Linked DNA regions of Mus musculus: regions 1, 2, 3, 4, 5 and 7 are each linked to region 6. A link is a loop called in an ENCODE intact Hi-C map of the cell type or tissue named here. Cell type or tissue: heart. All regions are shown on one strand. Region 1 overlaps Gm30262 (a long non-coding RNA gene). Region 2 has its middle 72 kb from the start of Gm20758. Region 3 has its middle 7.3 kb from the start of Gm30624. Region 4 overlaps Gm30624 (a long non-coding RNA gene). Region 5 holds the start of 4933440J02Rik (RIKEN cDNA 4933440J02 gene). Region 6 holds the start of Phlda1 (pleckstrin homology like domain, family A, member 1). Region 7 holds the start of Gm30262 (a long non-coding RNA gene).

Region 1 (4,000 bases), 93 kb after region 6:
ATCTCTGTAAGTCTTGCTATGGAAGAAGGAGTTCTCATGGGGCAAGAACTACTCCAGTTGTTCCCTTAATGGGGTAGCCAGGGTAGCCTTCAGAGGAGGTATCGTTTTCAGTTTTAACGTTAAAAAAAAAAAAAAAAAAAAAAGAAAGAAAAGAAAAAGGAATCAGACAGGTGTAGCCTGAGTTCTCAGGAAGCTCTGATAAGCAAGCAAATGGTCACTGACGACATCTCAATGAGGGAGATAAAGGGGAAAATGTACTCCAGGGGGGCCTGGCTTGTGGTGCGCTGCGTTATTGGTCACAGGAGCTGAAGTACAAAGTACAGAGGGTTGACAGAGCTTGGTGGCTTTTCTAGGTCACTGGCTTTGGGAATGGGGGGCGCTGGGTTTCAAGCCATCTCTGTGAAATTCCAGTTGGGAGTGGTAAGGCAAGTTCTGTGAATCCAAGGGCAAGCCACAGTTGTCATCTGGAGTCTTGGAGCAGAGCCAACACACCTGCACTGTGAGGGTCCTTCCCACCCCTCCCCTCTCCAGGGATCACCAGGGACTTCAGAGGAAGTATTTGTTCTAATCCTTTCTGGAAATGGCCTTTGATATTTTCTTACTCTGTGTGTGTCTTACTCTGTGTGATGATCACCCTAGAATTGACTTTTTTTTTCCTGTCTCTCTCTCTCTCTTGCCTGGCAAATGAACTAATAGCTTAGGAGGGGGAGTGGCTCTTGCCAAATAATAGAAATATTTCTCTTTCAGTTTAACCGTTGACCCAGCTTGCCAGGAAGCATGGCCTTTCAAAAGAAAAATCTATGAAATTCTTGTGGGCAAGATCCTGGATTTGCAGGGGGCATCGTTGTAAATGCCAGTTGCTGGGCTCCTGAATGGCCACGGCTCTCTACCCTCCCAAGCCCATGTCACTGACCAACTCAGCACACGTGGGCATTCTGCTTTTTCTGTGAATTGAAGTCATGCCCCTCTTCTCTGTCTTCCTTTCTTTTTCTGCTTGTCACACAACTGGGTGACAAGACCAGTTTTCAAGGTTGTGATGATAGTGAGGACTCCTCCCCTGTCCCTCCCTCCCCCAGGCTGCTCTGTGACTGATCCCTGGAGAGACTGAGAAGGTGGGAGGTGGGAAGAGAGCAGTTGGGAAAAGGGAACTGGATGGAGAGGGAAGCTACCAGAAGGTTCCTGTCTGTACCACTGGGAATTGACCCAAAGAACCACGGAAACAAAATAGTTGCCAGTAAAAAGTAGCATCATGGACTCGATGACTTTAACCACTGAGTCCCCAGGACCTAAGTTAAAATGGTGTTAAGTAGATTTGTACTGGAGGACACTTAAAGCAAGAGGCTACATCTCCTGGCTTTCTGACACTTTTAGGGCTCAAGCAGTGCTGGGGTTTTTCTCTTAAGGAAGGAGAGAAGAGGGAAGAGGAAGGAGGCCAGCTTGGGCTCCACTGGCTGTGGCTGATGTGCCTTTCCTCCAGCTGCGGAGCACTTTCTGAGTGATGAATGATACAGAACCATGCCTCCTGCAGCCAGCTGGCCCTGCACCAGGTCTTTGTAAGCCCCAGCCAGAGGCAGCTTTGGTCTCCTGCCAGGATTGAGGCTGTAGGAGCAAGTCTCAGGTTCTCAGGCCTCACACGGGGCTCTTCCCAGCTCACAGCTGTGGCAGCCCAGACCAGGGTCCTCTAAGTCTCTGTAAGCCTCCTTCAGAGGACCTTTGCAGGCAAGGTCTGCTCTGCTCCCTCTGCCTGTGTGTGTGTGTGTGTGTGTGTGTGTGTGTGTGTTTGCTTTGGCAGACTCTAGGTACTGCTCTCTCCTCCACTCTCATCTCTTTGATCCTAAGGCCCCCCCTGTTGCTTATTTCTTGTCCCTGGAGGTACAGAACATATGCTTTCTTTGGAAGAAAGATCTAGAGGATGTGTTAGGTCATTTAATGGGGGGGGGGATATAGGGGGGCATGGGATAGGGGAGCATCTAGATTAACTGAGCAGTGTGTCTTAAAATCTTTTGTACCTGTCACTTTGTCAGCTGTATTTTACTAAACCAGCCTGGCAAAGACAACTGGCAGGCATGAGAGACTTGGTTACAGTAACACAGAGTTGGGTCATTGTCTTTCCTGCTCTGATGATGCCTGCGTTTTCATAGTTTAACGGCTTTGCATTAGAGAGGCAAGCATTTTTGTATTTTAATAATTGATGCATGTTACACATTGATAGGCCTTTTTCTTTTCTTTTCTTCTCTTTTGTTTTCTTTTGTTTTCTTTTCTTTTCTTTTCCTTTCCTTTCCTTTCCTTTCCTTTCCTTTCCTTTCCTTTCTTTTCCTTTCTTTTCTTTTCCCTTTCCTTTTTTTTTTTTTTTTTGACAACATTTTGCTATGTAACTAAGGTTGGCCTCAAACTCAGGATCCTGCCAGAGCCTCCCAAGTGCTGGGATCATATGTATGCTCTCACACCCATCTGATTGCTGGTGGTGTTTCTATTCATTCTCATTCTTTCTCTCTTGGAAGTATCTCGTGTGGCTCAGGATGGCTTCAGACTCACTCACTAGTTAAAGATGACCTTGAATGCCCAGTTGGTAATGTAGAGATGAAGGATCCAACCCAGAACCCCATGCGTGTTAAACATGCTCTAACCTCTGAGCCACACCCTTAGCTTCAACGTACTTTCTCTCTTTCCTTCTTCCTTCCTTTCTTCTTTTCTTTTCTTTTCTTTTCTTTTCTTTTCTTTTCTTTTCTTTTCTTTTCTTTTCTTTCTTTCTTTCTTTCTTTCTTTCTTTCTTTCTTTCTTCCTTTCTTCCTTCCTTCCTTCCTTCCTTCCTTCCTTCCTTTCTTTTTTTTGGTAGTGGGCAAAATAATGTTTCTTACAGTAGATGGAATATTAGATATGATGAAATATGGTGAATAATTTTGGCCAGAAAATGTCTCCATTTATTTCCCCAGGGTTTTGGTTTTGGTGTTTTTGTGGGGGGGTGGGGGGTACAATGACATGGGGCTTGGTACATATAGATGAATCTATGAGAACTTTTCTAAACTTCAATTTTGCATGTGTGTGGGAGGTATGCATGTGTGTGTGGGAGGTGTGCATGTGTGTGTGGGAGGTGTGCATGTGTAGACATCATAGACTAATTTATAGGAGTCAGCTCTCTCCTTCCTCCATGTTGAATCCCACCCAGGGATTGAACTCGGGTCTTCAGACATGAAGACGAATGTATTTACACACTGAACTATTTCCCCAGCCCAGAATAATATTTTTTATAATCAACTTATTTTGAAATGTGTATCTAATCACCATAATAAAGATTTCAAATGTAAGGGGTAGATTTCCACAAAGGAAGAAAGGAGCAGGCCCAGGCAGCCTGGGTTCTGGTCCTGCTTTGGTTCTAAGTGACCATAAGACCTTGGGTAGGTATCCTCTTTGCAACTTCTCCTTTCTCCCTGTGAAATGATGGGGAGGAGTTGGCCACTGGACAAGGCTCCCGTTTCCTTTCTACCCTTCTTTAACTGTAACTCAGTGTAAAAGCTGGGGTCCTGGTGGCAAGCCAGGTTAGTCTTCCTCAGAGAGTGGTTATATCAAAAGGATCGGTAAGAACTTGTCATGGTCCCCTGTGAGCAGATGGTCTCATAATATAAGTGAGCAGGAATAGTCTTTGAGTGGCCCTGAACTACCTGAAACTGTGATCCTTCCCACAAGCTCAAGGTCCCCATCTTGAGCACCAGTGACCTTATTTGAAAACAAGTACTTTAAAGCTAGGTGCATACCCTTTATGTAAGCACAGAAGCAGGCAGACCTCTGAGTTTGAGGGCAACCTGGTTACAGAGCAAGTTCCAGGATAGCTAGGGCTACATAAAGAGGCCTGTCTTAACAACAAACAAATGAAATAAAGAAATAAAGGAATAAATGGAGGGGGGGGACTTGATTGAGTTAAAGTGATATCATTAGTATACACTGTAATCCAGTATTATTGTATTGTAGAAAAATGGAAACTCTGGGCACAGAGACAGACAAG
Region 2 (4,000 bases), 290 kb after region 6:
AGAGCCCATTCGTCAGGGCTGGGGTCAAGAGTCACTGGGGTGGACGTCTGAGAGAAGGAGAACTCAAGACACCGGTTGAGTGGTGCCATTCTCTGATTTATGTCGCACCCAGTGTGGGACAGTTTTAGCATCCTCATGTGATAGACAGAGTACTTGTGATACAGAACTATTGTACCCTGTGGTTCTGTTCTCATCATTTCAGTGGAACAGATACGGTTCCCTGGGACAATGCATTCAGCCCTAACGTGAGGCAGGAAGGGTGGTATTTCAGAGGCCTAAGAGCATCTGCTGTGCTTGTAGATGACCTGAATTCCATTCCTCACACCTACAACAGGTGGTTCAAAACTACCTGTAAACTCAGCTCTGGGGGGTGCAGGGGGAGGGTCTGCTATCCATTTCTTAACCTGTCCGGTGGCTGGGTGCAAATGCATTTGTGCTCATGTGTGCTCATGCACACATGTGCAAAATAAATAAATAAATAAACAAACAAATAAATAAATAAATAAATAAAGTAAAGCCAGGTCGAAATGGCTTCAAGATCTCTCCCAAATAAATTATTGCGGCGGATTCTATCCCCCATCCACTTCCTGCCTGAGTGTCCTCACGGCAGCTATTACTTCTTCCAAGCTTGTAAAAGTGACAGATCACTAAATTACTTAGGAATATAGTCTAAGAATCCAAGGGTCAAGGGAGTTTGGATAGCCACAGCTCAAAAAGGTGTCCTTGCTAGGATATACATCTTCAGCCGCCACGGCATCGGAATTTATGGATAAGAGGTTAAAGAGGGCAACCTAAGGAGTCATGCTTGGAATTCCCTCCCTTTCAACACGGGAGACGTGGTAAAGTGTATCTTTAGGCACTTGCCCAGGCGATGATGGTAACACTTAACAGGATTTTCCCACTAGGAAAATTCTTCAATTCCCCAGAAAATACTATTAAGAGCTCTCATGTTATAGAAAGAGAACCCATTTTCCTACTTAGACTGTACTTGTGGATGTCTATTTTTTCTAAGCATTTGTATACTTCTCCCCACGCTGAATTGATTTTAGATTAGCCTTTTTAAACACAGTTCCTGCATTGTATGTCATTGTAAGCCCGACTGCAATGGAGAAGCAAGTGAGTGGGTCCTGCCTTGTTGGAAGCCTGTTTATAATAGACAGATAAATTTGTTTTCGGCAAACTGGGCATCCCACGGCAACCTTGGCATATCTGACTCCTAAACAGTCTCTGTGTATTCCCCAAACAGACAGCGGCCAAGTCAAGCAGTGTGTTCTTCCAGCATTGCAAGGACACGCCTGTGCATTTTTTTTCCCTCCAACTTTTGCTTAGATTTTTTTTCCCCCTTTGAGCTGCTGTTGTAAAAGTTGAGTGTGCTTTGGTATGTCTCATCTCTTCTTTATTTAAGGGGTCAACTGTGCTGAGAGAGAGAGAGAGAGAGAGAGAGAGAGAGAGAGAGAGAGAGAGAGTCAACTTACACAGCTCTGGGATTTCATTTCGGGAAGTGAGCTCACTGTGTGCTCACCCACCTATGGAGACCCGGCCAGGCCCGCTGTTGCCGCAGCCCTTGAGGGATACAGAGCTCATTTATTCTCAATTAGCTGGAGCTTCCTGCATGTGCTACGCAGATGCTTTTCCTAGTGCTACTCAGCTGAGATTTTGTTTTTCCAGATTTATCACAGCAGTTTTAGTTTTACAGGGATGAGGAGTGTAGACCTCTAGAGTCTGAATGACTCTGATACTCAGAAGGAAGGCTCACAGCAAATTCTGAGGTTCCAGACGCGTCCTTTAGACCGACCTCTGCCATTTGGTGGGTAGCTCCATGCAGAATGGGTCAATGAGGGGGGATTTGAATGAATACACGCACAGCCTCTTGCCACGTATTTTGATCTCAGCTGTGCCTCGTGAGAGGCTTCTAAGAGACGGAAAGGGAATCCAATCAGAACCCTGACATCAGCTCCCTTGTGTTCAGATCAGAATTTTAGTGACTTGCTCATGGTCATGTGTTCGATCATGCTTTGACTCTCATGTGATGCTTTTGCTATGATTGACCACGGGGTTAAAAGTCTGAAGATGATAAACAATAGACAAAGAGCTTCTGTCATAATGGAATATTTATTCTTGTAATAGTTTATGTTTAATGGCGATAGCTTTAATCTGCTCCGTTCTTTTTGACTTTGTCAGAAGTTGTGTTTTCCTAAGATAAAAAAATGCACATTTATATTCTATCTCTATGAACACTGAGATGCACACACACATATGTGTTTGCTTGTGTCAATAGTTAGTTCATTTGTCTTAGGGACAAGAGGCAAATGTGTCTCTAGTTGCAAAAGTTAACAAAAAGATAGTAAAATAAATTATTCCAGTTTATTGCGAGGTATTTAAGTTCTAGTAATTTAAGTCTGTGGCCAGCACCAAAACCATACAGCACCCCCATGAACCATTATGAATGCTGAGGCAAAATTACTATAATCTAAAATAAAAGAGAACGTCATAAAAGAGTTCAGGTTTCACCTCTTACTCTATCTTTCTACTTTGCCATAAATATGCCTCACCATTGATGAGCATTTGGTTGTCAATTCCATGAAATAGAATGTCTCTGCTGGATCCCTTGGCCAACGTGAGCCCCAAACCAACCAGCTACACTCTCTGCTTGTTGCCGGAGACTATCTGTAAGGCAGTATAGCCTCAGGTCAATGACACGGCCCTGCCCCAGCCGACAGTCCCTTAACTTACCAGTGGTTGGAATTCAGGATTTTCTCTTGTTAGTTAGACAACATGGGACTATTTATTCCAAGCCTCATATTTACATTTGTTAACAGTTTGGATAGCAACAGTTCCTCTTTCACCTCAGAATGATTGGAAAGTACAAACAAGATATAACATGCAGGGTAAAAACTGTGTAGATGGTAGGTATTTCTGCTATCATATATAAAGTTATGGGGGAGGGGAGGGTCAGAGCATTTAGAACAGCAGTTCTCAACAGCAGTTCGCAACCCCTCTGGCAAACCTATATCTCCAAAAATATTTACATTAAGATTCATTAACAGTAGCAAAACTACAGTTATAAAGTAGCAACAGAAGTATTTTATGGTTGGGGGGGCGGTTGTCACCACAACATGACAAACTGTATTAAAGGGTCGAAACATGAGAAAGGTTGTGAATCACTGGCCTAGATTTGCCAAAGGTTCGCATGAACGGAGCTGAAGCCCCCAGGCTGTCTATGCAGGTGTTCGGAGGTATTCTGTGAACCTGTTAGTCACGGAGGGAGAAGTTATTCTTTTCTGTTTTCTTGACTTTTAAAGGACTCGGAGGAAAGTACATTGTTCTCCACCTAAGGATATCCATTGGCCTGAATGCCTGAACTTAGTCACTGACTGAACAAAAACATCATTCTTTATTCATACCTTCACTTCCTTTCCAGAGAGAGAGAGAGAGAAAAAAAAAAAAAAAAAAACGATGCCACAGACAACAACCCTTTGTCTAAGGTGCACTCAGGCTAGATAAACAGATAAATAGAGCTGTGCCCACATTTTTCTTCCTTTCTACCTTTCAAATGTTCAAGTTTATCCCTCTGAAGTTGTTCTAATGACAGATCACTTCCGGTTCACATGTTCACAGTCCTGACCCTCTCTTTTAGTAGAAGACCCAATTTCAATTTTGAGAACCTAAGTTTAGTTCTTGGCACGCACATGGAAGCCATAACCACCTTTAACTCCAGCACCAGGGTATCTGACTCCCTCCTCTAACCTCAGTTGGTATTAAGCTTACATATGCTGAACATGCAGAAAAACATTCATACACAAAAAATAGGATAGTACGGCTTTTCAAAAAGAAACCCTTGCCATTCTATTACTTTTCATTAGATTTTAAGTTATTTGCAACATTTTCAAGCCACTTTAAGTGATAATATTCCCTGATTTCTGACCATTTGTGTAAGCTCTTTTATTCCTGAAGAATGGGTAAGAAATGTGGTCCTATGGTGTGCATCTTATTAAATTTT
Region 3 (4,000 bases), 170 kb after region 6:
CATAGAAAAATAGGGTGAAGAAAAAAAAAACCTTTCAAATTCTTTGCATGTTGTTTCCAGACATGAGTTTAAAGGGTATACAAATACTGGACCCCACGCTCTCCTTAACACCAGGAACAATTATTTTCGGAATTTGTTTCTATAAACTGGAGATAAACATGTCCCTACCCCTCTTCCTCCTTACTGTGTCTGGCTGGTGACACTGGAAGATTTCCTAGAGACCCTGCGGTGGTGCTCAGAGTGCTTCTGGTATGTCGGAGGTGGTTCATCTCAACGTAACTGTTTTTCCTCATCTTTGGGGTCTGGCTGATTTTACTCAGTTCTGCTTTATCATGTATGTGTGCTCGCATATTTGGTCTCAATGTAAAAATACTTGGAAGTCATCAGGAACGCCAACTTAATAAAGCCTTTCTATAAAGACAGAAGAATCGTTCAAAACAAGCTCGATCCACAGTTGACTGTGTTTTGGAGGCACCCTTTTCTAACAGTTCCGAAGCCACCGCAGGCATCTGAAAGGATGCTTCTTGTCAATCAGCCTTATGTACTGGCCATGCCATTGCTCTGTATTCTCACACTTCCTCAGCAAAGGAAAGGCAGGCAGGCGCTGCAAACAATGTAGAAAACATCGCAGGGACTTGGACTGATTTCAAGTGGCTTAGCCGCTAAAGAAGGTTGAGATGACAATGGTGAGTAAGATTCCTGAGAAAAGCTGAAGGCAGGGCTTGTTTAGTTATGCCTTTTCTGGGGCCTGGGACTCAGATAACTCTGGCCTAGAATGAACCCAGCCCAGTGTTTATCTTACTTCCTCTCTGATAACAGCTCACATCTCCCAGCGCTAGTGTGAAGAGCCTAGATCAACAGGAATTTATGAACTCCACACAGCACTGGGGTGCCAACAGTGGCATCTTTCACCTTTGGAGAGAGGATAAAGCAGAGCTTGTCATAGGCACCGTGTGCAGCATGAGCCTTGTCAGTCAACGAAGTCCAAGGCCTTTGGTTTTCAGCCTTGCTCAGGTTTTTAGATTGAAGGTAATAAGGTTTTTGTTTTGTTTTTTTGTTTTTTTTTTTAAAGTTATATTTTATTTTTAATTGTAACATGAATGGCAACTAGCCTAGAGACTAATGAGCTTCATTGCCTTCTGAAATCTAGTTGAGCGGTCTTTATTGTCCATTTTATCAGAATTCTGGTCTTCCAGACTCCAATCAAAATGGCCCATTAACCTCTGTATTCTGTGGTTCTCTATCCCAAAGATGATAATGAGAGTCATATTCTTTTCACAAACTAATCACAGAGGCCTAAGAACCACATGACCAGGCTTAATACAGCAACAGCCCTACTTCTTAGGACCAACCTTCTATTTTCTTATTTTAGTTACTCTCTCTCTCTCTCTCTCTCTCTCTCTCTCTCTCTCACACACACACACACACACACACACACATACACATATGACCCACAGAGTATGTGTGGAGGTCAAGCAACAGCTTGTGGGAGTCGTTTCTCTCCTTACCATGCTGGTTCTGGGATCAAACTCAGGTTGACAGGTTTGGCAGCAACCACCTTTATCTGCCGAGCCATCTCATTGGTCCTTAGTTAATTCTCTTGCTACTATAACAAAATACTCGAAGCAAGCAATGTAAGGAGAGAGGATTTCTTTAGGTTCAGGGTTTGAAGGTTCACGGTCAGGGAGGCACAGTGATAGCAGCATGGACCGGAAGTCAGGGAGCAGAGAGTGTTGATTACTGGGTTCCATTGCCTCCCCCACTTTTCCCCCCAAGACAGGGTTTCTCTGTGTAGTCTTAGAACTCACTCTGTAGACCAGGTTGGCCTTGAACTCAGAGATCTGCTGCCTTTGCCTCCCAAGTGCCGTGACTACCAGTGTGCTCCACCACTCCCTTCCTCCTTTGTATTCAGCCTGGGAACCCAGCCCATGGGATGGTGCTACTGACAGTCAGGACACATCATTTCCCCCATAGTTAAACGTGTCTAAAAGTCCTGCTAATGCATCCAGATGTGTGTCTCCTAAGAGATTCCAAATCGGTCAGGTTGACAGTGAAGGTAACCACACAGCCAGAGGGCGCTGATCTGCACTCATGACACACTCAGTGACATTAAAGTAAAGTTTAATGATTTTTTTGGTAACTATTACCGTTAATGACAAGTAAGAAGACTTTTGTCTTTGTTTATTTGGGAGTACAATGTAACCCCAAAGATGCCAGAACTAAATTAAATAAATGCATAGAGATAATAGAAGTAGGCCTAGCACAGTTTACAATCTGGGGAAGAGGTATAATCTTTTTTTTTAAATTATTAAAATATTTAAAGCTCAAGTTAGATTTTTTTTTTTCCTCAGAACTTACCTGGTTCTTTTTTTTTTTTTTTTTTTTGCATTAAAAAATTAGTTTATAAGTCCATTGCCTGGTCACAGTAGAAACTATTTTATTTTTAACTAGTGAAGTACAGAAGGAATTAGAAAGCACTGACAAGAAGGCTTGAGGATATATTAGATAGGTGTACTCAGAGAGGCAAACTATACATTGCTATTAGCTGGAATTTAGCAGGTGATGGTTCAAGTTCATCACCACGACTTACTAAGAGATGAAATTTAGTCATTTCACCTCTGTATACATCAATTCCTTCTGTTAAGGAATGGAAATGATAAAAGCATTCTTACGTAGTTGTTAGAAGAGTGGGCTATGCATCCGGATACTTGGTGTGTCAAACTCAGGCGTCTTACTGATATCCTTTAACAGGAGGCTGAAGGGTACCAAGCCTTGCCAGGGTCATTTCTTTCTGTCTGTGCCGGATACACACAGTTGCCAGATAATGCGATGAATATGGAATGGTGGGGGGGGGGGGGTCTCATGAAGAAACTCAAAGTTTGCTAAGTGTTCTGAGGAAAAAAAATTATCTTATTACCTAGAAACACTCTGTTCTGTTTATAATGTCTGTGGGAGTTGCCGCAGCAGAATCAACATAAGGATCTACACACAGTTCATATTTGTCGTGTTCTGTTGTGAGATAAGTTGTCTGGTTTTTCTGTGGAAATAGCTGAAAATAAGGGTCAACCATACCCTCCAGAGCTCCCAGGAACTAATCTACCAACCAAAGAGTACACATGGAGGGACCCATGGTTCCACCTGTGTATGTAGCAGAGGATAGTCTTGTCAGGCATCAACGGGAAGAGAGGCCCTTGGTCCTGTGAAGGCTTGATGCCCCAGTGTGTAGGGGAATTTAAGGGTGGGGAAACAGGAGAGGGTGGGTGGGTGAGGGAACACCCTCATAGAAGCAGGGGGAGGGAGGATGGGATAGGGAGTTTCTGGAGGGGAAAACTGGGAAAGGGGAAAACATTTGAAATGTAAATAAAGAATGTGTGTGTGTGTGTGTGTGTGTGTGTGTGTGTGTGTATTTGGGGAACTTGAGTTTTTTGTTTCTCTGTCTCCAAAGTGCTTGTGCTGCTTAAAGGGAAGATTGCTGAGGGGTGAGGGGTTGAGGAATTGTGAAATATGAAAATTGTAATGCAGTTGGGTACTTAAAGCCATCGGCTCGACATCTGTCCATCCATCCATCCATCCATCCATCCATCCATCCATCCATCCATCCATCCATCCATGGCTCAAAGATACTTAAGAACAGTTGCTCTGTACTGAACATACAAGACCTTTTTCTCTTCTTTATTCTGTGAGCCATACGAGATAGCAATGATTTACATAACACTTACATCACATTAGCTGTTATAAGTAATCTGGATGATTTAGTAAAACATAGAGCTTATATTATATCAAATTCTGTGCCATTTTAAATGACGGACCTGAACATTTGTGGATGTTGGCATGTGGGGTGGCCGTCCTGGAATAATCCATTGTGGATACCGGGTGATGAAGTGTTTATTGGCTACAAGTTTACAGGAGATGTGTGCTATTGATCTAATTGGAAGAAGAGAGCAAAATGTCAGGAGCAGTAAGTAAAGCGTTTGACAGATGAAACTAAGAAAAATGTGCG
Region 4 (4,000 bases), 210 kb after region 6:
AAACCAGGGAAACTGATAGGGTCCAGTATCTAGGCTTTTGGTTTTCAAGTTTGGTTTCAAAGAGAGGAAGAAGAAACATAGTAGCCCAGCAGGGCTGAGTCTTACTTACTCCTTAGCCACACAGGTTTGGGGAGGTGGAGATGCACTGAGAAAGGAGATGGTTAGGCACCATAATGATGGTGTGCCAAGGCGATTGAGGCGTCCTGAGGTGCTCTGCAAGGAAAGAACGAATGGATCAAAAAAGGTCTATTTCTATCTTCTCTCTCTCTCTTTCTCTCTCTTTGTGTGTGTGTGTGTGTGCTATACAAACACATTCACATGGGTGCGTGCATGCATCTATGAGTGAGTATGAGGAGACCAGAGGTCAATGTTGTGTGTATTTGATTACTCTCCATATTATTATTATTATTATTATTATTATTATTATTATTATTATTGACACAAGGTCTCTCCGATCCTGGAGCTCATTGTTTTGGCTAGGCTGGGAGGCCAATGAACTCCAAGGATTAGCTTATATCTGCACCCTCCAACCTCAGTGCTGAGTGACAGATGCCATGCCCAGGTTTTATATGGATGCTGGGCATCCCAACTCAGGATATTGTTGAAGGCACCTTCCTGACTTATCTTTGGATGATCCTTCCGAAGGGAACTTCCTTTTGGGAGAGCCCTTTCATTCCTTCCAGGCCCAAGGGTAGGAAGCTTACTTCAGGAAAATACAGACAGAAATGACAACCCGTTTCTTAGCTATGCCCCCAAATAGGACACCTTCTACCAGAGCATCTGCTGGGAGTAGGAGTGAGGTCTGTCTTCAGATGGTCGATGAAGAATATGTATGCCCTGTTTAACTTGGCCTGGGTACAAGCCTGGCTGACTCTTTATTTCCTGCTCTCCTCTAGTGACTAGAATCTAGTCCCCGCTTGTTCACTTGAAGAGATGCTAGAGACAGGCACACACAGGTGCTGACTACCTTGGCAACTCTGCTTCTCTTCCACAATCAAGCTTCTCCCTGAATGGAAAACCACAAGAATGAAGATCTAATCAAGTCTGCGCTGGCTCCCTGCCCACTGCTAACTAGTCTGATTCAGTTTTTCCATTGTTGATAATAAAACACAAGCGAGCCTTCAGTTTCTAGCCTGTTGATTCCAATGCCAGTATCTGATACACGCTCTCCATCTTGCCTCTTTGGGATGCTATGGAAAGGGCATTTGCTAACAATGGGCAGGGCTGGCTCCCGGTCCAGGCTCTGTTTGCCATGTACTGTCCGTGTTTAACCTCTAAGAGCTGTATTTCAAATGGAGATCTTGTCTTCCGATGCTAGCCAAGCTGGATTGAATTCTATAATTTTTTCAGGGTCAAAAGCAAAATCAGCTTGAATGAGTCAGGATTTCATGCTACCGTTCTCAGTGACTGAAGGGCTTCTGACCTGGGATGGTGGAGCATGGGGCTTTAGGGAAGCTGTAAGGCTGGAATGAAAGGTTAAGAGACAGACAGATGTATGCACACATGCACATGCATGCAAACACACGTGCTCTCGCGCATGTACACACACACACACACACACACACACACACACACACACACACACACACACACACAAACAACCTCAGGAAGCTTGGGTTCTGTCTTTGCTAGTCCTCATCACCTGAGGTTTCTGACCTTGTCAAATAAGTTGAGAAGTTGAGACGGAGACAACTGGTGTCTCAGCTCGAGCCAATGTGGGCTGGGCTGACAATCAGATGGGAGCTCCCACATCGGAGCTAGGTGGGAGCCCTGCGCCTCAGCATGAGGAACATCAAGAAGGCGTAAATAACATTTCATGTCCTCTCAGGAATCAAGCTGCAGTCAGAACGGTTGATTGAATGAGAATGAACATAGGCAATGCATAATGTTTCACCTGCTCAAGTGATGGCTGCCTGTGCTTTAGAAGGGTACAGCTATATTCCCTGAGGAAAGCCTTCTCCTTCCTAGCTGCACATCCCAGGTCTGTTCTAATGGACGATACACTTTAAAGCCAGAGCTTCATTCTAGGAAAGCTGACCATTATGAAGAGTGGGCAAGGCCTGGGGTGAACTACACAGTCCCAGACTTAGAGTCCTGCCTATGGTAGAGCAAGCCCCAGGGCAGGCTCGGGTGGGGCACAGAGAGCCCTTCAGGTAGGATTCACCCTATGGGAACAGCATCAAAGCTATAGAAAGCTAGCCTTTACTAACCAGAGGCCCTACCACGATAGCAAAAGCCACTTCCCTGGCGAAGGTCAACAGATTGTGTTCTTCATAGAGAGGTAAGGACCAAGAGCACTGTCGCTTGTCTCCAGCAGTCATATCTACTAAAAATGGGAACTTGTGTTTGGCTTTTAGGCCAAGTTCTCCCTCTACACTTCACAGTTGCTGTCAATCGTGGAAAGGGGAACAGGTCTAAAAATAACTGCCATCTGGGCCTGGAAAGTTCAGTGGGGTGCATTGTAGCACGGAGGCAGTCTGAAGTCAGCCTCTGGGATTCTGGAAGCTCAGCTGTGGTATCGCTGCCAGAGTGCCCTTCAACCACATGATTCTTAGTGTTTCTCAGCACAGTCTTTGCCCTGCTCTCACTGCCTGTGAGTTACTGAGGTCGAGGGAGAGCAGAAAGGATGAAGTATCCAAGGTGTACTCACTCCTGCCTCTTTGTGGTCCTCTTTCCTCATGCCTCCCATCTTCCCAGCAGCCCCCTTCCATGGCTGCCTTAGCATCCTGACATCTTCTTAGAAGGCTAGTGTTTCCCTAGGCCTGCCTTTCCTCATGGTCCCCTTTCCTAAACTGATAACTTTATACTTCTTAGACTGATAAGTTTATAATTCAGAGAATGGAACTAATTTGACAAATGAATTCATAATGAGGTATAAGAAAGGCTGTCTTATAATTGCCTGTCACATGGACAATGGGTTATGCATTTGTGTGTATGAGAAAGAGATGGGGAGAGGGAGGGAGGGGAGAGAGAGAGAGAGAGAGAGAGAGAGAGAGAGAGAGAGAGAGAGAGAGAGAGAGAGAGAGAGAGAGAGAGATGGTGTCTTGGTGTATGTGCATGGTGTGTGATATTAATATGGATAGCTATCAGGTATGTGTACACCTGTGTATGTAGAGGCCAGAGACAGTTAGCTGGTATTCTGCTCTGTTACTATCCATATATTCCCTCAAGACAGGGCCTTTCCCTGGAAGTAGAGCCAGGCTTGTGGGCAGCAAGCCTCTGCTCTTTAGCTCCCCAGCCCCGGGGTTGCTGGTACACATTACCATGCCTGCCCTTTTACACGGGTCCTGGGGATTTAGACTCAAGCCCTCACACTTGCAGAGTTCAGTGCTCGTGCCCTTCCCTTGTCTTCCCAGCACCGTGGTTGCGTTTTTATTTTGATAAAAATATATAAGATTTATCATAAGGGTAACTTTTAAGCCTAGTATATCGAGTATATCGACTCTGAGGTTAAAAACCAACCCCTGGAATGTTTTCATCTTGCAGAACTCAAACTTTTCGTTCACTAAACTGTAACACCTTATTTCTTCCTTCTCCCAAGTCAGGTATATGCCATTTTATTTTCAATATCTACAAACTACTCACTTTATATGCCTCTTAGACATATGCTCCAGTATCTACTCTCTTCTGGCTCTGTTTCAGCTAACATCATATCCTCAGAGTTTAAGCAAATCATTTCCTATAATAGAACGCCATCCCTTTAAAGCAGTACACAATTTCACTGCATGGCTCTGCTATGTTTTGTGTGTGACTCCATCCCTTGCCTATCATGAGTAATGCTGTACTAAACGTGGATGTTAGACAACTGTATCTCTTTGATATTCTCTCAGTTACTTTGAATATGTACAAAGAAGTAGAATTGCTGCATCCCCCGGTAGTTCTATATCAGTATTTCAGTGGACAGCTACACCAATTTCCATAGCAGGTGCCCCATTTAACACTCCTCACACAGTGACATGGAACTATAGTTTCTTAACACCTTCGCCTCTGTCTTCTTTCT
Region 5 (4,000 bases), 87 kb after region 6:
CCACACCCCCAAATCCTTTCAAATAGTGCCACACCCTGGTGACCAACCAAGCATCCAAATCTATGAGACAGTGGGGGGCCATTCTTATTCAAACCACCATAGTGCTGATAGGCAAGTAGAAAAAGGTGTACCTTAAAATCATTTTATTTAGATCAGTTTAAGGTTGACAGGAAAATTAAGTGAGAAATGCAGAGATGGTGCACACACTCCCTGCCTGTCCCACATGCAATCCTCACCCAGAATTTGCTTGGGGACAGTGCACATGTTGCTAATGTTAGAGCTCCATTGACCTGCCACATTTTTACTTAATGAAATTCACACATGGTAGTAATTACAACTTACAAAGCCACCGTTTAATCCTTAGAATGCTTCACTAACCTACTTCATCCATCCTAGCCTCCTAGCTCCAACCTTACTGAAACAAAAGGTCCTTTGTAATGCTCAAGGGAGAACCTACTGGGTTTAAGTGAATCTGGTTAGTTCCTAGAGTTAGAACATCCCCTCTTTTCCTCATGTTTTTCTTCTTTTCACTTTCTCTTGCCTTCATTCATGTTTCCCCCTCCTTCCTTTCCACCCTGCATCCCCCACCCCCTTTTCCTTTCTTTTTTGGAAGGTCCTGGCAAGAACTCTTTTGCTAAACTTGTACTATACATTTCTGATACATTGTGTTTATGCTTTAGTGATAGCCATTATTAGATACTAGAGAGAATGTTATAGACTAAGTTTTATTTTATGTAATTTTAGGTGCTTTCCTGCATGCATGTATGTGTGCCTGTGGCGGCCAGATAGGGGTTTTGGATCTCCTGGAACTGGAGTTACAGACAGTTGTGAGCAGCCATGTGGGTGCTGGGAACTGAATCCAGGTTCTCTACAGGAGCAGCAAGTGCTCTTAATCTCTGAACGCCACCTTTCCAGCCTTAGGTTTGTGGGTTTTTGTATTTCCTTTTTTGATAGATATAAAAAAGGGATTTTGAAACTAACCAACCTTAAATCCTCAAGTTCTTAGTGGGTCATCAAGTCAATATAGTAAGTTTCAATAAATAAAGAGAACACTTGTATAGAAAATAGTAAAAGTGATTGGGTTTCATCAAAATTTTGAGCTGCACATTCATGTGCGTGTCTACTTGGGTGTGATGTGAAATACAGTTCTTACTACGCTACAAAGAGCTGGGAAGCCTTTGGTGTCGTGCCTCCTGCTTTCTTGGTTCAATTTAAGTACCATATGCTATCTTTACAAAGCAGTAACTGACTTAGTTATTCTTTAGATTAGTCTCCATTTCCATAGAGGCGATTGTACTGGAATAGAAATTAGAATTCTAAACAAATGTTTGCCCTGGATGTAATAATACTGAGGTGACAACTTACACAATAGACTCTCCCTCCACTTCCACGAACTATCTTTCACTCCGTTGCTTTTTGAAGCTGTCAACAGATCATTTTGAAAATCCTTTAGGAGTGTATCAGAAAGGTGTGAGGACGTTCTAAAATTGTTGATGGAGATAGAAGGGAATTTTACAGACCCAGGATGTCCTTAGAATTGGGTTGCATAGATGGACGGAGTCTGTGATACCCCTGAGAGATGTGGTACCGGAAAAATGTACAGAGATGTCCTGATATCAGTGGGATCACCTGGGGTACAGCTCACACACTGCAAGGCTTCCTCTGATTTCCGCTTCTTTTTACAATTCCCAGTTATCCACAAAACTTAGTTTGAATCTTTCCTCAGACACCCCGCCTACCGGAAGTGATGGAAGCACGTAACCGGAAGGAGATTAGAGCTAACGTTACAGCCAAAGGCCAGATAAAGTTTGTCCCAGCCTCATTTTTTTTGGGGTGGTGGTGGTGGTGGTGGTGGTTGGTCATTTATCTACTCTGAAAATAACTTACTTAATCTCTAAAACTGTATCTTCATTGCCTCTAACTCTCACCAGACTGTTACCCGATAGTGAATGTGTGATGGCCAGTCGGGTAGTAAATAGGCGCGTCTCCTGCTGATGGGTATGTTATTAGTTCCTTCCCGAGACTCGTTACGGAACCTTAACGGATCAGAGGGAAGGATTTCTTGCCTCTACACGGAGTACAATTTCAGGCATCATGTGGGATTGCTGGCCTTGTCCCCTGTTCCCTTCACAGCCACTCAGCTGGCGTGATACAGGGCACAAGCTGGATAATTACCCGGCAAGCTTATCTGGAGCCTGGTTATCTAAATGGGGTCCCTCTGGAGCTCCTAGAGTCTGCGGAGAGGGGTTGTGTCATAGGAAACATAGGCTTGGCTGCTGCTCACAGCCGGGGGTTGGGGTGGGGGGTAGAAGGTGCCTGGCTAGGCTGCTGCCTGGGACACGAGGCTAGTGCCAAAATGGCAAAGTGCCATTGTCCCTTCCTGATTTTAGGCGCGCAGAGCTCCGATCTGAGCCGCTAGGTAGTCTAAGATGAAAAGGCAGGGAAATTAATGATTTCTAGACCCCTCTTTAAGAGCTCAAAGGAAAGCAAAATGAAAACTCCTAAGACACTTAGGATACCCGCCCATTGGAAGCTGATTTTGCCGGGAATATTATTTGTGTGGAATCTGAAATTATAGTGGAAATTTCCACGATAACGCAAGGATCTGTCTTCAGGTCAACAGGTAAAGCTGGCTTTAACTTTATTCTCTTCGAGAAGTAGACCGCTTAACCCTGAGTCAGCCAGTGGTTGAGGAGGCTACATGGATGTCCCATTTGGCAACTGACCTTTCTTGGTTTTCTCCCTGTCTCTTCCCTTCCCCTCCTCCCAGTTTGATATTTGATGTGTCAAGGACAAAGACGTGCAGGAAGGAAGGTCGCAGCTTACTGTCGATCTCCACCTCGAGCAAGCCTCAGGACATCTCTGAACATTTATTTGAGACCCCCTTTGACTATAGGATCGGTCCTCACGGCTCCTCTGTTAAGACCTAAGAGGGAACCGAAGCTGACAGGTCACAGTGGGAGGAATTTATCTCAGGCTGGACCTCAGAGAGAGGGTGCCCGGTTTCCTGTCTTCTCTCCCTGGCGTCTCAGAGATATCTCAAGACCTTTGGACTCTGAGTGTTGCTGACAGAGATAGTGAGTGGGAAAGGAAAAAGGAGGCGGTCTAATGAGGTGGATGGGCTCTTTTTTCTGGTTTTCCCCAGATGCAGAAGCTGGTGTGAGGGAGCGGGGCTGCCTCCCAGGTCTCAGCTGTTAATCTGATGGAATGTCTCAGCCTCTTCATTTCCTGTCATCTTTCCATTTAATCATTAACCCCAGCTGCTCAGGACCAGGCAGGGCCAGGAGATAAGCAAGCCGGTCCCCGAGAGAGTCCACAGGCATGATTTGACAGGATAATGCCCTCACTTGATAAAAGGAGAGACTCTCTGTCAGCTGCCCGCATCCTCCCTGAAGCTCTGGAATCTGACTTCATGGAGCATTTGAGCAGCTAAGCTTTTCCTGACCCCCTCCCTCCCACCACCACTCCCGCCTTCCCCCAGTTGCTGAGCATAATTGAGAATTAATTGCATGTCTGCTTATTATTTTGCTTACTTAATTTGGTCTAAACGTTGTTCACACTCCAGACTTAAGGCCTGGAAGTGGCTGTCTTCAGGTATGATTTGAGATGTCAGGGAAGCCCCTATCTCCTGCTTGTTCACTGTTCACTCACATTCCCATTTTGTCTAAAACTAGCTTAGCTTTTTTCCAGAGCAATCTATCTTCCTTCCTTCCTTCCTTCCTTCCTTCCTTCCTTCCTTCCTTTCTTTCTTTCTTTCTTTCTTTCTTTCTTTGATTTTTTTATTAGATATTTTCTTCATTTACCTTTCAATTGCTATCCCAAAAGTTCCCTATTACCCCCCCCCCCCAACCCACCCACTCCTGCTTCCTGGCCCTGGCATTCCCCTGTACTGGGGCATATAATCTTCGCAAGACCAAGGACCTCTCCTCCCAGTGATGGCCGACTAGGCCATCTTCTGCTACATATGCAGCTAGAGACATGAGCTTGGGGGGGGGGGGGT
Region 6 (4,000 bases):
ACTACAAACTGGTAGCTTTATTGTTTTGCCTTAGCTAATTGCCCCCAGGAACAACTATTTATTTAATGGCTGAACAACACCAACAACAAAAAAGCTCGAAGCACTCTTGGGTTTTGTTCCCTGAGATGTTTACATAGCTATGGGGGGGGGGGGGGTAATGCCCGCTATGGAACTTCGTCCCCTAAGTTTTATGCCCTTGTCTGGAGTCGGCTCCGCGTTGACCCCAGGGGTGGCTCCCCAGGCCTGCCTGGATCTGCTACCCACCCCCGCAGCGGAGAGCCCACCTGCTAAGGAAGGGCCGGTCCGTGGGGGGATGGTTTTTCGGCGCCCTCTGGGCGTCGGCAGTCGCCGCCCGGCAGCCGCGGCGACCTCAGCGACCGCGTGGAGCCTCCAGGAGTTTCCAGAACCTGCTTCCAGGCGGCGCGGGCGGCCGTGGGCGGTGGGGCGGGGCGGGGGCGGAGCCGGCGGCGGGGCTGGGGCGGAGCCGGCGGCGGGGGGCGTGTCCGCGGCGGGCTCTGGGAAGGCCCCAAGTTAATGAGGCGTACGCCGGCTGCCGAGCGCCTCTCGGAGCTGGGTTTTCCCCCGCGGCGCGGGCGCCAGGAGCCGCCTTTTCCGCTGGGTGTCACTCGGGGGTGGGGAGGGTGGCCCATTGAAAAGCGCCGCGAGGGGCCCCGGCCAGTGCCCTTCAGTGAGCGCTCGCCGGAGGACGGCAGAGAGCAGCCCGCTCACGGCTCCGGGATCTTGTGGCGAGTCAGGACGCGCCTGTCCCTCTGCCGGGACCCCGAGCCACCGCCGCCGCCGCCACCGCTCTGTCTCCTGCGAGTCAGCCTTCTCTGCGCGCTCCGGGCGGGCGGCCGCGGAAGCCGCTGGGGCGAGGACGGCGCAGGGCTGCTACTGCTACCCCCAGCCGGAGCGTCTGGAAGCCTGAAGGCCGAGCGGAGCAGCAGCACCCCTTATGCCGGAAGGATGCTGGAGAACAGCGGCTGCAAGGCGCTGAAGGAAGGAGTGCTGGAAAAGCGAAGCGACGGGCTGCTGCAGCTCTGGAAGAAAAAGTGCTGCATCCTCACCGAGGAAGGGCTACTGCTCATACCGCCCAAGCAGCTACAACAGCAGCAGCAGCAGCAACAGCCCGGGCAGGGGACGGCCGAACCGTCCCAACCTAGTGGCCCCACCGTCGCCAGCCTTGAGCCACCAGTCAAGCTGAAGGAATTGCACTTTTCCAATATGAAGACTGTAGACTGCGTGGAGCGCAAGGGCAAGTACATGTACTTCACTGTGGTGATGACGGAGGGCAAAGAGATCGACTTTCGGTGCCCCCAGGACCAGGGCTGGAACGCCGAGATCACGTTGCAGATGGTGCAGTACAAAAATCGCCAGGCCATACTGGCGGTCAAGTCTACCAGGCAGAAGCAGCAGCACCTGGTCCAGCAGCAGCCTCCGCAGACGCAGCAGATCCAACCCCAGCCCCAGCCGCAGATCCAACCCCAGCCCCAGCCGCAGATCCAGCCTCAACCCCAACCCCAGCCCCAACCTCAGCCCCAACCTCAGCCCCAACCCCAACCCCAACAGCTCCACTCCTACCCGCATCCGCATCCTCATCCTTACTCTCACCCGCACCAGCACCCACACCCGCACCCGCACCCGCACCCTCACCCTCACCCTCACCCGTACCAACTCCAGCACGCGCACCAGCCTCTTCACTCGCAGCCGCAGGGTCACCGGCTTCTCCGCAGCACCTCCAACTCTGCCTGAAGAGGGCGGCACCCGGGCCACTCAAGGTAAGGTCCTGGCAACCTGGGACACCTAGAAACGTGCCAGCATGGCTGTTGGGAAGAGTAGGAAGCTTGTTGACCGATTTCGCTCCCGAAGCAAAGTTTAAAAAAAAAAATCGTTTCAAGTTTCTGGAGAGGTGGAAAGAAGATGGGCAAGCCGGAGCTTGTAGAGGCAGGGCGGGGAGAGAAGAGCCGGAGGAATTCCGCCAGGGAGCAGGGCACGGGGACCACCTACCCACCACCGTGGTGATCACTCTTGTTCAGTGCCATCCTCCTTTGGGCTGCTTTATTGTGTGCCTCCGCACCAACGTAAAGACCTTGGTGTCCTTCTGGGCACTCGGTCCTTTGTACTGGCCGGGAGGGAACAGGGTCTTGACTCCTGAGTCACTCATTTCATTCCGTGTCCTTTCTTTCCAGGTTTTGAGGACTTCGGAAAGTGGGAAGAGTGCATTGCTATTCAGTTCACTTGGATCAAAACCAACAGAGTCTCCCCACCCCGCGCCTGATCAAGTAGTTTGGACTTCACCCGACGGATAACGCGCGCTTGCAGTTCCCTCGTAGTTTTCTGCATAATGTTCATCACAGTTGCAGGAAGCAGATTTTGCGTCGAGATGACTTTATTTATGGACCTTTGGAAGGATCACCTAACGTAATGGACCTTTGTAGGAACAATTTATGTACTGTAATTTTATTTTAATGTTATTTTGGATTATGATTATTTATTAGTTTTTTTATGCCTAATCTAAGACATTTCTGAATGTAGGCCACCTCCTCCCCCTCCTCGCCAAAAAGAAAAAGAAAAAAAGAAAAAAAAAAAAGAAACTTTATTTTCAGAAACAGATTTCTTAGTAAGCCCTGATCTTGGAAGAGAAAAAGGGAAAGGGGTGGTGGAGGGGGGCAAACATGAAAAAAAAATGGGTTCAGTATTCCCAGGACATTCTCATAAAGTCGACTCTTTCATTGTATTTGAAGACGTTGAAATTAAATTCTGATATTACTTTCAGTTTCTAAAGGTCTCTTTTTCATAGACGTGCTATGTAGTGTGTACAGATGTCTCTTTCTAAAGCTGAGTGGGTCAGAGTGTATAATTATGAAAACCTGGTGGTTACAATCCTGCTTTTTCTAGGAAGAAATCAGTATGAATGACACTGGGTTTGAAAACATTTAAATGCTACCCCAGCGGGAAGCCTGAGGCCTGGCTTGGGGGTGTGGTGAGTGGAGTCTGCTGGGGGGTGGGGGGGTTGTAGTGGCTGCATAGGAAACCAAATGTAGAGACCTGGAGCAGAGAGCTGGGCTCGGGTGCCCCGGGGATTCAATCCTAGCACCACAAAATCTCATTTTGATTGTGAGTATTAGTGCTTCCATTTTAAAATTAGGGGGTGCCCCACTTGAGAGTATTTTTACCCAGCACCAAGACCTCTGCATAGTCACTTGGGCCACATTTTCTTAGCCTTTTACTTTGTCCTAGATGCACCCTGAGAGTGATTTGTAAATATTTCAAAGGACTGGGTACCATAACATTTTAAATTTCATCCTGAAAATAAGACTGGGCAGAGAAAACGACACTTTTCCCTTTCCTGCTCTGGGGGATGTCTGGACCGTCCCTGTTTTGGTGAGGTGGCTAAATTCGCCATTTGGAAGGAAAGAAAAAGTCTAGAGAAGCCGAGTTCAGTGGTTCTCAACCTGTGGGCCTTGACCCCTTTGAGGGTCAACACAAGAGGTCGCATATCAGATCTTTACATTATGACTCATAACAGCAAATTCACAGTTAGGATATTGCAATGACTAGGGGGACTCCCTGCAACATCCCAACTCCTTTGAAATATTTACAAATCACTCTCAGGGTGCATCTAGGACAAAGGAACTGTATTAAGGGGTCACAGCATTGGGAAGGTTGAGAACCACGGCTGGAGATTGTCAGTAAAGAAAACAAACTCTTGTTCAACCGTCAGGATGTTGTGGGGGTGGAGGGAAAGGCTGTGCTTTTAAAGGTAGAACAAACCCTCCACTGTGTAAAATCAAAGGGACAGTCAAGAGTCACAAAGGCAGGCACTACTTCAGTGGAGAAGGAGTCCCGGGATAATACCAAAGTCTCTAGGGGTTGAAAGTCACTTCCTTGATGCCTGACTGGTCTGTTTGTCCTGACCCTTTCTCAGGGTCTCGGTTAGCATTTCTCCAGCTTCCAAACTGGAATGCTGGTTTTAAGAAACGAGATGTCTTTTTTTTTT
Region 7 (4,000 bases), 76 kb after region 6:
TAGAATGGATCAGTAAACCTAACTAAGAAACAGTCAACAAAGAGATTAACAACAGCACAGGGAGGCAGGAGATAAAGTCTGTGAGACTTCAGAGGACAGTTTGATTGGTGGCCTTGGTGGCATCAGTGGGGTCAAAGAGTGTCTCACGTAGGGCTCATAATGTGTGAGTTCAGCTTTGGACTTAGTTGGGCAGTGAATAAATATGGAGCTAGGTGTTGGGGCAGAGAGGTCAGAGAGAGGAAGGCAAAGACTAATTTCAGTTGTCACCCCTGGGGGTAATGACTTGACAGTTAGCAGGCCCTTTCAGAGGCAGTTTGTAAATTCTGGAAATTTCACAGTATTGACTCACAGATGTTTCGTTACGGAAAAAGGCATTACTATGGCATAGATATATTACCCCGTGTCATCACGCTGCTTTGACGATCTGGTGTTTCCTACCATTCAGAGAATCAGAAAATTGATAAAGAGTCTCTGTTCCGCACAAAGAGATGGAGTCTCTGGGCTGTGTGCAGTGGCGTGAATGAAGATCAATCAGATAATCCATGGCTTCCGAGAAATTGGTGTGGCAGGTGTGGTAAGAGGGGGAAAGGTCATGAAGACAGTGAAAGAACGGGCAATAAAGACCATGCAGCCGAAGAAGACTGGAAGGGCTATGGAAGCCACGGCCCAGGAAGCCCTCCTGACTTTGGCTTGCCGTGGAGGGAACCATCAAAGAAAGTGTGACAACTTCAGAGTGACCTTGGCCACGTGGTGTCCCAGAGATGGCTTCTATATGAGAGTGGCAGGTGATGAAATGGAGCAAGGGAATGTGACTCTGTAATTTTGCAGACTTACAGCTGGACTTCAGCGGCATTTTGCCCGTGGAGCTTTACGGTTTCTCAGAACCAGGTCAAGGGAGAAGAAAAGTAGATGAAGAAAGGGAGGAAAGAAGTCAGCCTGGCTCCATGGAATCAGTGTTGCAATTCGTACACCCTGAAACTGAGGAGTGTTATTTAATGTTTCTGGGTGGCCGCCAGTTTGGGCAAGAGCCAGGTGACATTTAAAGCCTCTGATGGCTTGAATGACCTGAGATCCTGTTTTTTTTTTTTTTTTTTTTTTTTTTCCCTGTGAAAGTATGGGTGTTAGTCCAAGATCTTCCTTCAGCCTTTGCCAAGAATCAATGAAACTGGTTTTTGACCTGCCATGGCTGACTGGAGTTAGGTTTTCACCCATCGTGGGCATTTGTATGCTATTTTCTTTAGAGAGGGGGAGAAGCATTACATTTTTTTTTTTAAATGTCCTGACACCTTTGCTTGCTTCAGTATCAGCGCTGCAGCTCGCGAGGCACACAATGCCTTGCGCGCGCGCATGATAAGAACTGAAACTATTCATTGACATTATGGCAGGGCTATTTTGAAAACATTATCTCATTTCATTTCCTAGAACATCATCAAGTCTCTGCAGCATCAGTTTCTTTAAAGAGAAGGGCTATTTTTGTTCCAACGGAAGCCAAAATATTTGAGCAAATTTTGCCCCCAGTTCCGCTAGCTTCCTTCCCCTACGTTGTGGCTCACACTGGCGCTTTTTAGCAAGCTCTCTTGAGGCAGAATCAGCGTAGTGCAAGGATTTGAAGTCATCGGCCATCCCGACTCTTTATGCAGGTAACAGCGCACTGCCTCTTGCCATCAGCAGATTTTAGATCCTTCTTGGAATTTCCTTTATCCTTATCTGTGCATTCTGACCTCTCTTCAGTCCCAACCCCACCCTTCTCATGCCTCGCTAGATAAAGCCATGTGTCACCTGTGTCAGGAATTCCCGACGGCTTTCATATTATCCAAGAGTTGGGCTGGGTTGTTCTTTCTACCTCATCTTGGGTCCCGTTTGCATCTCCGTGAACCAATTATTTTAAGCATTTGACAAGTTCCAGGTTTTTTTTTTTTTTCTCTTAATCTACTGACAAGTTCATGACTCACTTAACCACCTTTATATTGTTGACTAACTGCCAGGTAGAAAGCTAATTGCAGGCACCACCCTCCCACACACTAACAGCAATTAATTCAGTAGGAGGGGAGGCAGGCACAGGATTTTATGATGAACAGCAGAGACCCAGGAAGACTTTGGGGCTCCCGGGAGAGCCAGGGTCTCCGTGGCTCACGGTTCCTAAGAACATGACTCATCAAAAGTCTTGCCTCTCTCCCATGAGTCAGCAGCCTTGAGCTAGGCAATGGCATTAGTCAGATGCAGTAGAAAAGAGTTCGTTAACTTGGAAACTATGGGATGGCTGTTTCACATACGTCAGTATGAGTCCTAGGCCTGAGTCTTTTAGGCCTTCTAATGCCTTTGAGTGAATTAGTGTATTTATGACTAAACCCATGTTAGACTGTTCCGACTTTTACTAGCTCGGGAACACAATTTCCTGCAAGAAATATTGAGACATACCAGCTAGTGAGTAGATTTACTTAAAGCATTATGTGGAAGGTTGTATTCGTGTACTTAGAAAGAAACAATTCTTTTATGTCACTTGTTTTTCTGAGACAGAATTTGGCTACATTGTAGCCACGTCTGGTCTAGCGCTTCCTCTGCAGGATGGATTAGTCAAAAACTTGAAGCCATCCTCCTGCTGCTACATCCTGAGCGCTGGGATTACCAGCAAGTGTCGCCACCCCCAATTAGCAATATAAAACTCTGTCTTTTTAAAAGTATTCTCTCTCTCTCTCTTTCTCTCTCTCTCTCTCTCTCTCTCTCTCTCTCTCTCTCTCTCTCTCTCTCTCTCTCTCTCTTGGTTTTTCCAGACAGGGTTTCTCTGTGTAGCCCTGGCTGTCCTGGAACTCACTTTGTAAACCAAGCTGGCCTCAAACTCAGAAATCTGCCTGCCTCTGCCTCCGGAGTACTGGGATTAAAGGTGTGCGCCACAAAAGTGTTCTCAGTTGTAGCTTTTCTTCTTGTGTTTCTTTGAAATAATACCCAATTAGCTTTAATATTTCGTTTTGTTTTGTTTTTCCAGACAGGGTTTCTCTGTGTAGCCCTGGCTGTCCTGGAACTCACTTAGTAAACCAAGCTGGCCTCAAACTCAGAAATCTGCCTGCCTCTGCCTCCGGAGTACTGGGATTAAAGGTGTGCGCCACAAAAGTGTTCTCAGTTGTAGCTTTTCTTCTTGTGTTTCTTTGAAATAATACCCAATTAGCTTTAATATTTCGTTTTGTTTTGTTTTTCCAGACAGGGTTTCTCTGTGTAGCCTTGGCTGTACTAGAACTTGCTCTGTAGACCAGGCCTTCAACTGACAGAGATCCACCAGCTTCTGCCTCCTGAGTGTTGGGATCAACAGCATGTGCCACCACCACCTGCACCTAACGCTTTGTATAGAAGTGTCCTTGCACAAAAACTATACTTTCTGAAACTTCTGCATGGATTATATTTTGGACCCTAAACTTCTCTGCATTTCTGGATCATCCCTCTGAGAAGAGGAGGCTGAGAAATACAGAGACCTTCATTGAATGTTGTCTTAAAAAAATTCAAAGCTCGGACTGGTGGTATACAGCTGTAATTGCAGTACCTGGATGCAGAGGCAACAGGATCAGTGCATGTTTGAGAACAGCCTGTTCAACGCAGTATGTTACAGGCCAGCCAGACCTACTTAGCAAAAGTAGTCTCAAAGTAAAACAAAACAAAACAAATCAATTTTTTTTATTACGTATTTTCCTCAATTACATTTCCAATGCTATCCCAAAAGTCCCCCACACCCTCTCCCCCACTCCCCTACCTACCCATTCCCATTTTTTGGCCCTGGCGTTCCCCTGTACTGGGGCATATAAAGTTTGCCTGTCCAATGGGCATCTCTTTCCAGTGATGGCCGACTAGGCCATCTTTTGATACATATGCAGCTAGAGTCAAGAGCTCCGGGGTACTGGTTAGTTCATATTGTTGTTGCACCTACAGGGTTGCAGATCTCTTTAGCTCCTTGGATACTTTCTCTAGCTCCTCCATTGGGGGCCCTGTGATCCATCCAATAGTTGACTGTGAG

What was found. Peaks named below come from ENCODE experiments on the same cell type or tissue, not always from the same donor. Only the 100,000 strongest peaks of a DNase experiment are listed, where the experiment ranks them.
Region 1: it touches region 6 in a loop (4-fold over the local background); 5 of 42 quality-filtered maps call a loop at or near these places.
Region 2: it touches region 6 in a loop (2.3-fold over the local background); 3 of 42 quality-filtered maps call a loop at or near these places.
Region 3: a loop joins it to region 6, with 2.4 times the contacts of the local background. A loop is called at or near these places in 3 of 42 quality-filtered maps.
Region 4: it touches region 6 in a loop (2.9-fold over the local background); 5 of 42 quality-filtered maps call a loop at or near these places.
Region 5: a loop joins it to region 6, with 3 times the contacts of the local background. A loop is called at or near these places in 8 of 42 quality-filtered maps.
Region 7: a loop joins it to region 6, with 3 times the contacts of the local background. A loop is called at or near these places in 16 of 42 quality-filtered maps.

The regions. Positions count from the first base shown.
Region 1 is chr10:111,599,289-111,603,288 of GRCm38, forward strand. All of the region lies in intron 2 of Gm30262 (a long non-coding RNA gene), which reads left to right. Among named protein-coding and RNA genes, the nearest start is that of 4933440J02Rik, 7.0 kb to the left of the region's middle. In heart, no CTCF peak of the experiment used is centred here; DNase peaks (open chromatin) are centred at 1,203 and 1,553; H3K27ac peaks cover 597 bases.
Region 2 is chr10:111,800,416-111,804,415 of GRCm38, forward strand. No RefSeq gene overlaps it. Among named protein-coding and RNA genes, the nearest start is that of Gm20758, 72 kb to the right of the region's middle. In heart, no CTCF peak of the experiment used is centred here; a DNase peak (open chromatin) is centred at 1,616; H3K27ac peaks cover 987 bases.
Region 3 is chr10:111,675,710-111,679,709 of GRCm38, forward strand. No RefSeq gene overlaps it. Among named protein-coding and RNA genes, the nearest start is that of Gm30624, 7.3 kb to the right of the region's middle. In heart, no CTCF peak of the experiment used is centred here; no DNase peak of the experiment used is centred here.
Region 4 is chr10:111,718,818-111,722,817 of GRCm38, forward strand. The region is part of intron 2 of Gm30624 (a long non-coding RNA gene); the gene reads left to right. Among named protein-coding and RNA genes, the nearest start is that of Gm30624, 36 kb to the left of the region's middle. In heart, no CTCF peak of the experiment used is centred here; a DNase peak (open chromatin) is centred at 2,444; H3K27ac peaks cover 770 bases.
Region 5 is chr10:111,592,584-111,596,583 of GRCm38, forward strand. The region is part of intron 2 of Gm30262 (a long non-coding RNA gene); the gene reads left to right. 4933440J02Rik (RIKEN cDNA 4933440J02 gene) reads right to left here and starts at 1,690. Exons shown (of 4, transcript NR_045344.1): 1 at 1,521-1,690; 2 at 1,366-1,422. In heart, no CTCF peak of the experiment used is centred here; a DNase peak (open chromatin) is centred at 2,218; H3K4me3 peaks cover 1,943 bases; H3K27ac peaks cover 2,504 bases.
Region 6 is chr10:111,505,871-111,509,870 of GRCm38, forward strand. Phlda1 (pleckstrin homology like domain, family A, member 1) reads left to right here and starts at 416. Exons shown (of 2, transcript NM_009344.3): 1 at 416-1,778; 2 at 2,190-2,779. The coding sequence starts at 535. The coding sequence ends at 1,752. In heart, CTCF peaks have their summits at 698 and 1,766 (motif pointing right); DNase peaks (open chromatin) are centred at 661 and 1,701; H3K4me3 peaks cover 4,000 bases; H3K27ac peaks cover 4,000 bases.
Region 7 is chr10:111,581,859-111,585,858 of GRCm38, forward strand. It overlaps Gm30262 (a long non-coding RNA gene), which reads left to right and starts at 1,193. Exons shown (of 5, transcript XR_380793.4): 1 at 1,193-1,640. In heart, a CTCF peak has its summit at 1,590; DNase peaks (open chromatin) are centred at 1,013 and 1,343; H3K27ac peaks cover 1,321 bases.